2 separate regions of the Homo sapiens genome follow, and region 2 is linked to region 1. A link is a contact called in ENCODE Hi-C or POLR2A ChIA-PET data. All regions are on one chromosome and are shown on one strand. Each heading gives the region's core, a stretch centred on a gene start or an enhancer-like site at or near the end of the contact. The rest is flanking DNA. Distances are from core to core; before and after follow the strand shown.

Region 1 (3,821 bases), core at 654-3,153:
GTGCAATGCTTTCATTTACAGAGGAAGATACTGAAATCCAGGTGGACAAACAAGTCAAGGTTGGTCCTGTACAAACCAGTTGGGACCGACTCAAAGCTAGTTCTTCAAGCTCCAACCCTGTGGTACTATAAAGAATATATCTGGTATATAACAATTTATATATAATAAAGAATATACCCCTGGTTCCTGGCACAGAGCTTCAGAAACCTTTGAAATTTCCTGAGTGATTGGAGTATCTTTGTTATGCTAATGAGGTGACTCATGGTAGCTAGCATCAGGATGGGGGCTGGTCCTTAGAAACACCAAATGTGATTAGAGGGTTGGGATTTTCAGTCCTCGAGGAGAGGAGAGGAGGACTGGAGATTGACTTTAATCCCATGGCCAATGATTTAATCAATTATGTCTATGTAATGAAACCCCAGTGAAAACTCTGGACATCGAGGCATGGTGGAGTTTCCTGGTTGATGACCACGCTGATGAGCACGGAAACTCTGCATCCAAGACCCCTCCAGATCTTCCTCTACATGTATCCTTAATAATAAAGGTACAATCATAAGTACATTGCTTTCTGTGAGCTCGGGGAGCCATTCTAGTGAATTATGGAAACTGAGAGGGTCACGAGAACTCCCAAATTTACAGCCAGTTGGTCGGAAGTGGCCTGGGGCCCTTGAAGTGCAGCTGGCATTTGAAGTGAGGGCAGGCTTGTGGATGACTTTGCCCTTCACCTGTGGGATCTGTGTTAACTCTGGGTACTTAATATCTGAGTTGAATTGGAGAACATCCAGGTGGGGTCAGACCAGTTAGGGTAAAGATGGAACAAATCCCTTTTCCTGTCCGATTTCTAGCTTGTCAGTTGACTTGGTGCCCATCCCAATGCCACCTTCTCTCATCTCACCCTAAGTGCCCTGAGAGTTCAGGTCTCAGTTCTCCACTTTTGTGATCCAGAACCAGCAACGCCAATAACGCCAATCACTGACTAAGCTTTTACTCTGCACCAGGCCTTTACACCTCTCACCCTTCTAGCATACAATACCATGCAGTAGACATTATTATCATCCTTATTGTGCAGACAAGGAAGCTGTGGCTCAGAGAGGAAAAAAATCGCTGCTCAAGTCATAGAAGTTAGTAAGTGACGAGGCCTGCTGGTTCCACACCTGTTTCCTTCCGCTAAACAACATCACCTCCAAAGCCAAAATTCTCTTTCTCTTCTGTCAGTTCTTATGACTTTTGTCCCCTTAGCTCCACACAGAAACCATATCCTCTCTCCCCAACACTATTTCCATAAATATTTGTTAATTTTTATTTGATCACAAATGCATTTATCTGAGAACTAGAGTCCCTGAAGAGCAGGAGCAAAGCAGAGACCATTAAGAGACGAACTCTGCTCTGCTTTTTGGACCCTGTCAAATTTGTTACTCTTTCCACTGAACTTGTTAGTTAAGGTCAAGTCTTGTTAGCTTTGAAAATTCCACACTGGTCCCCAAGGCCAAGGAGATGACCCCAGGCATCTGGGAGGGATCAGGATTCTAATTCCAGGAGAGGAAAACAGCTCCCTGTTACTGATTGCAAGGGGTTGTGCTCTCCACAATCGTTATTTTAATCAATTTCCCTGTTCGGAGTGCAGGGCAGCAGCCTTCTAAGCATCGAGGGAAATTAAACACATAAATCATTCAACCGCCCTCCCTCCACCCCCTCAAAACACACATGGCGCTATGGAGAATTGCATCAATACAGCAATTAGTCCAAGGAGGAAGAGCTAGTCTCCCTCCATCTGATTCAAAGTCAAACTTCCTACAGCATACCTTGCATTTTCTACTTCTATTATCATTTCCTCATAGTACATGACTAAATTCAGAAGATTTCCTATTAAGGAGATTTAAATAGCACACTCGTCATCAGATTTAATTGCATTCTTTCATTTCCTTACACAAGTCTGTCATTTTAAAATAGTCTACAGCAAAGTCAGACACCTAAATGTTGGAAGCCATGTGTTGGGGCAGAAGAGAGAAAAATCTGGTTTCCAGCAAGGACCCCTATAATCTTCATTCCCCTTCTCTCGACTCAGGAAGAACCTATTTGATTCTCTCTGAAAGCAAGTTGAGAGTATATTGAATCATATATATATTCTGAAGTTCAACTGTAGATCAGTTGATTATTTTTCTTCATTTTATTATTTTAGTAAGATATTTATCACATAAAATTTGCTATTTTAACCATTTTTAAGCATTCAATTTAGTGGCATTAATCATACCTACAATGTTACATGTAGATATGACCACCATTATTTCCAAAAATTTTTCATCACCCCAAACAGAGACTCTGTACCCATGAAGCAGTAATTTCCTATTCCCCTGCCCCCAGCCCCTAGTAATTTCTAATCTTATTTCCATCTTTATAAAGTTCCATCTTGATAAACCTATTCTAGATATTTCAACTAAGTAGAATAATACAATATTTTCTTTTGTGTCTACCTGGCTTATTTCATTTAGCACAATGTTTTCAAGGTTCGTCCATTCATTTTGTAGTAGGTGTAAAAACTTCACTCCTTTTTATGGCTGAATAATATTCCATTGTAAGTACATACTACACTTTGTTTATACATTCATCTGTTAATGACACTTGGGTTGTTTCCACCTTTTGGCTATTGTGAATAATGCTGCCTCAAACATGTACATACAAATACTTGTTTGAGTCTCTATTTTCAGTTCCTTTGGGTATATACCTAGGAGTGGAATTAATGCATCATCTTTTTATAAGCGTGTGGGTCTGCACTTGTTCGGCCGTAAGATCTTCATATTTCTGTGACTGTCAAACTCTTCTTCCTCCCTCCATCCCTCTCCTCCTCCCTATCTTTCTCTAGAATAGTTATTTCTTTTTGGTTCATGTGCCTCCAGACATTTTTCCTATTCATTACTAAATTTACAACCATATCGAAAATATGTAGTATTGTATAGCTATTTTTATATAAACACTATCATACTGTATTATTTTGAAAATTGTATTCACTCAACAAAGTGACTTTAGATACTTTCTGTGCAAATAGGTATAGATCTATCTTATTCACACTGGTGCATAGTATTCCATAGTAGGGATAGACATGGTTCATTTGGACTTTCCCTTGTTGATAGACATTTTGTTTGTATTCATGATTGCAACAGTGTTGTAATAAACATTCTAGTATGCCTTTTTCAGCCCATTTGCTAGGGCTTCTTGGATTGCTACCAAGAAGCTAAGTTGCTGGAACACACAACAACCATGTTTTAAATTTTAAAAGTCACTGCCTTGGGTCCTCCATAGAGCCTATAACCAGTTCACTTTTCTGTCAGTGGCATGTAAGAGAACCCACTTACCCACATCTTCATGACATTGATGTTATGTGTGGCAGACGTAACCAGTTGTCTGCTAAAGAGTCCTGCTCTTGTTCTATAGTCTAGAGTTGTTGCTAAGAGGCAGCCACCCAGTTAAGACTGCATTTCCCAGCCTCTCTTGCCTTTAGGTAAGGACATGTCACTGGTCTGCCCAAAGCAAATTGGGCAGAAGTAATAAGCTGGCCTGTACAAACCTCTGGTGCAATCCCTTTCTTGTAAGGGGGGCAGAGGATCTAGTGAAAAGCTCCAAGGCCCATGGGGGTAAACAGAGCCACCGGAGGGAATCAGTCTGAGCCTGTGAATGTCGTCGTGGAACTGAGCATCTCTCCCTGTCACTGCTGATTGGTCTTTAGCTGTAGAGAAAATTAAGTCTATTGTATTAAGTTGCTGAGATTTTTGAGGTTTATCTGTTAATAGCAGCTAGCATTCTCTTACTAATATATTATTTCACTT
Region 2 (3,821 bases), core at 751-3,250, 48 kb before region 1:
AGCTGCAGCCCTGAGTAGCCATCCCAACTCTTCTCAATGTTCTTATTTGAAGGCTTTTCTTCTAAAAACAACATTGCAGTTAATGTCTTGTACACTGAACATTGCCCAATCAGTAAGTAGATCTGTAAGGTATGGTCCTCATAACAGAATTGCTGGGTCGAAAATATACACATTTGTAATTTCAGTAGATATAGCCAAGTTGCCTTTTGCAATGTGCATTTCCACTGCAGTGCATGAAAATGACCATTTTCCACACACTTGCCAATATCATATGAGCCCATAGGCAAGTTACTAAATTATCTGTACTTTAGTTCCTTCATCTGTAAAAGGGGGTAATAATGAGATTCACCTCATGGAGTTACTGTGAGCACTAAAGATGTGTTAAGTATTTGCATCAGTGCCGGGCACATAGTACATGTTCTATAATTACTAGTAATTATTCTTACAATTGTCAAATGTTTTGATATCTGACAATGTGGGTGGTGAAAAGTAGTACATTTTGTTGTAGTAGTTTAAATTAACATTTATATTAAGTGAGATTAGGCGTTGTTTCAATTGTTTTAAAACCATTTGCACTTCTTTTTTGTGAATTGCTGGTGCAAATCCTTTTACACACACATATCGCTTCTGCTCATGTGCCATTGGCTAGAATTAGTCATGTGGTTACCCCTAGATACAAAGATGGTACTGCTTGGAAATATAGTGCATTGGGCTGCCTCTTTACAGTGACCGTTTCATACTGTGATTTGTTTCCATATTTGTGCCTACCCCCACTTTTTTGGACTAAGATAGCTGACAGTTTATTTAATTTCGCATTTTTTCAAACAATTAGTTAATAAAGTAATTTATTAATTTTATTATTTTTTGTTTTTCTATTTTAAATTTATGTTTCTGTTTTATATTAAATTTTTCTTTCAATATGTAATGTTTAGGTTTATTTTGATATTTTTCAATACTTGTGACTGGGACCTTTATTTATTTTCATTTGATCTCAATTATTAATATATTGAAGGCTAAAAGTTTCCTCTGAACACTGCTTTAGCTATGTCTCATATGTTATCATATATCTTCATATTCTACACAATTGTCAGTTCTGAAATTTTCTTTTTTAGTTCAGAATTATTTAAATGAAAAAAATTAAATTTTTTATTTTATTGTACATTTCTAGATGTATTGCATTAGTATCAGAGAATGGTATTTGATTACAGCTCTAATTGTGTCTTATTTGAATCAACTGTTCTAATATAGAGTTATTTTATAAATATTCTATGGGTACCTAAAAAGATAAAAAGTTTATTTCCAAGGATCACACACAAACATACACACACATAAAGTTTTTATCTATTTTACATGTATATATAGTATGTGTGTGTTGTATATATACGTAAAATAACTGATAAGAGGTGTGACATGAACTCACCTTAAAATCACTAAAGCAGGCTACAAACCAGAAAGGGGATTAAAAGAGGGGTCATAGAAAGAATCTTCACATGAGTACTAAACTTCCTGGAAGTTGACATATATTTATTTTCTCTGCTGTTATTGGCTAATTGTGGCTTTGGCTCTTTAGAAGCTAACCAAGCTCACTGATATCAGTATGTTTACACTGCTGTATAAATTTCAATATACTTAATAATATAGTCTTTGCTTAAGAACCTTTCTAGGTCTCTTGTTGAGAGGTATATATCCAAAATTCATTTAGGTAGAGACTTGTCTCTGTGTTCCAAATAAATGAAATGTCTATTTTAATGGCAATTATCCTGGATAGAGGCGTACATTGACTTGGTCAAGGAGTAAATGTTGAGCAAATTTTGCCATGAGCCAAAAAGTTTTATCCCAGAAATAGTCTTACCAAAGGGTCAAGACATACATTGAATTTGCTGGAACAGCAGCCTAAGCCCAACAAAGCTTTGGCTAAAGCTTATGAGTAATTCTGCTATCATTTCCTGTTTATAATCACCAGAGTAGAAAGGCGACCTCGGTGACCGAGTGAATCCATCCACGCCTAGACAGGGCCGAAAGAATCATGAGCAGCATCCAGAGACTGCATGAACTCTGCGTCTAACTGAGGGTAAAGGGAAGATGAGATTCTTGGATAATTCCCTTTCTTGATGCCCTAAATTGCATCTTATTGCAAATAAAGAAATCATAATTGGTCTGGTTTAGAAGGGAGAGGCAGCTTCAATTATGTAATTATGTCAGATCTAACAGCAAAGAGAAATTACATCAAGCGTAAGCTTCCTCCAAAGACCAGTTTAGAGTTCTCTAGTGTCATAAGAGTAGCCTCCCTTAGAGTTGCAGGTGATTAGTTAGAATAACCAAGAAAAGGGAGTGAAAATGGACTTTAAGGTCTAAAAGGAAACTTGCCTGACCAGTGGTGTGGATCCTTGGAACTGTGAGGGGCCCATAAAGTGGGATAACCCAGTCTGGATTCTTAAAATCATTTGGTGATCTGAGAGGTGGTTGTATATATGAACTGAAAAATCTTAGCAAGTAAAAACTGCAAATTTGGGACACAAATAGGACAGAAAAACCCAGAAGGGAGATGGTACATACTGTACTAATAAGGCAAGTGGGTCTTGGCTATTATTTGTAAACTTGAATGAAATATTCTTATTTTCTTCAAGAGTTTGTGGAGCAGTTCTCACCGATTAACTTATTTCCATTGATTCTCTTGGCCATTAGTTGTTAACTTTTTTAAAAGAGCCATGGACCCCTTTTCCTCCTGCATATGATTATCCAGTTTAGAATTATGTGGGAAATTATCTTCAGTATATCCATCTAAATGTAAAAGTTTGTCTATAATTTCAGGGGGCTCCAACAATGCCTGAAACTTATCCTTGGACCTCGAGTTAAGGCCATTTTCTTTAGGAGGCAAGCAAGATTAATATTATTATTTCTGCCTTACCAATGAAGAAACGGAAACCCAGAGTTGTCAAGTGACTTGTTTTAGGTAACACAGCAATGTAGTGTCAGATTTTAGACCAGAACCTAGACTTCGTGTTCCTTGTCACCACAGCATCCCTTGGAATGCAATCAGTATCCGTCTAGCAAAAACCACCAGGAGTGTACACCTTTACTGGAGCATGCTGACGTCATGTGAGAAATGCTTCTGGTGTAGATTTTTTTATGAGAGAGTTGAGGCTGGAGCAGGCTGCGTTGCATTCTGCTTAATTTCTTCATCAATAACCTTGCTGGACTTGCCAGTCCTTGCAAACACTGAGAAATTGGCTTGTCTTTGAATTTTTTATTGCATTATTATGCTCCCAATCGATATGTGAATCTCTACAGTCCTCCTGCCCTTGGAGAAGGATACATCAGAAGACATTTGTATTCTGAATTCTGCCTTGCATTTGTTTGCTGGGAGAGAGCTGGAGAGCCAGGGCTTGCTGGGAGACAGGAGAAACTTTCGTTGTGCTTGCTATCTTGCCTCTCTGTTATGTACATCCTTGTCACAGCACAACTGGCCTTTCTGTTCGAAAAGAAGTCAGAAATGTCCAGGAGCTCATTTGTGTAGGTGAGCAATTTGCCTTTGATAGTCTTTTGCCTCCTACTTAGACATCCTACCATCTTCTAGGGTTCTTCCCCACTCCCCACCACATACCTCTCTCTCAATCAACTGGTAACTGACATTTGTGTAGGTGTTAATAATGGATTAGACCTTTATCTGTTCAATCTTATAGGAATGTTTACATGTTAATAAGGGGCTTATGGAAAGCATCAATAATAGTGCTCCATTATGGGCTGACAGGCAGTGTGACAAGCAGCAGACAGATTTGGGAATTCCCTGATCCCATCTGGAATCCCCTGAATAACATATC

The links. A loop is a pair of places that touch in the nucleus more often than their neighbours do. ChIA-PET counts read pairs that join two places held with the same protein, here RNA polymerase II (POLR2A). Pooled maps may share reads with other maps.
Region 2: a loop to region 1 is called in a map of endothelial cell of umbilical vein, with 4 times the contacts of the local background. The contact joins two enhancer-like sites. A Hi-C loop is called at or near these places in 3 of 168 maps with a recorded cell type or tissue (IMR-90, PC-3 and endothelial cell of umbilical vein) and 2 of 50 pooled maps. POLR2A ChIA-PET finds 5 or more read pairs at or near these places in 1 of 52 experiments (OCI-LY7).

What each region holds. Positions count from the first base shown.
Region 1 is chr20:4,505,418-4,509,238 of GRCh38, reverse strand. No RefSeq gene overlaps it. Among named protein-coding and RNA genes, the nearest start is that of PRNP, 180 kb to the left of the region's middle. Within about 2 kb of position 1,903, at least 3 of the 41 ENCODE cell types and tissues checked have a DNase peak (open chromatin) inside an H3K27ac peak, as active enhancers do; they include PC-3 and endothelial cell of umbilical vein, where a contact is called at or near this core.
Region 2 is chr20:4,553,815-4,557,635 of GRCh38, reverse strand. No RefSeq gene overlaps it. Among named protein-coding and RNA genes, the nearest start is that of PRNP, 130 kb to the left of the region's middle. Within about 2 kb of position 2,000, at least 4 of the 41 ENCODE cell types and tissues checked have a DNase peak (open chromatin) inside an H3K27ac peak, as active enhancers do; they include PC-3 and endothelial cell of umbilical vein, where a contact is called at or near this core.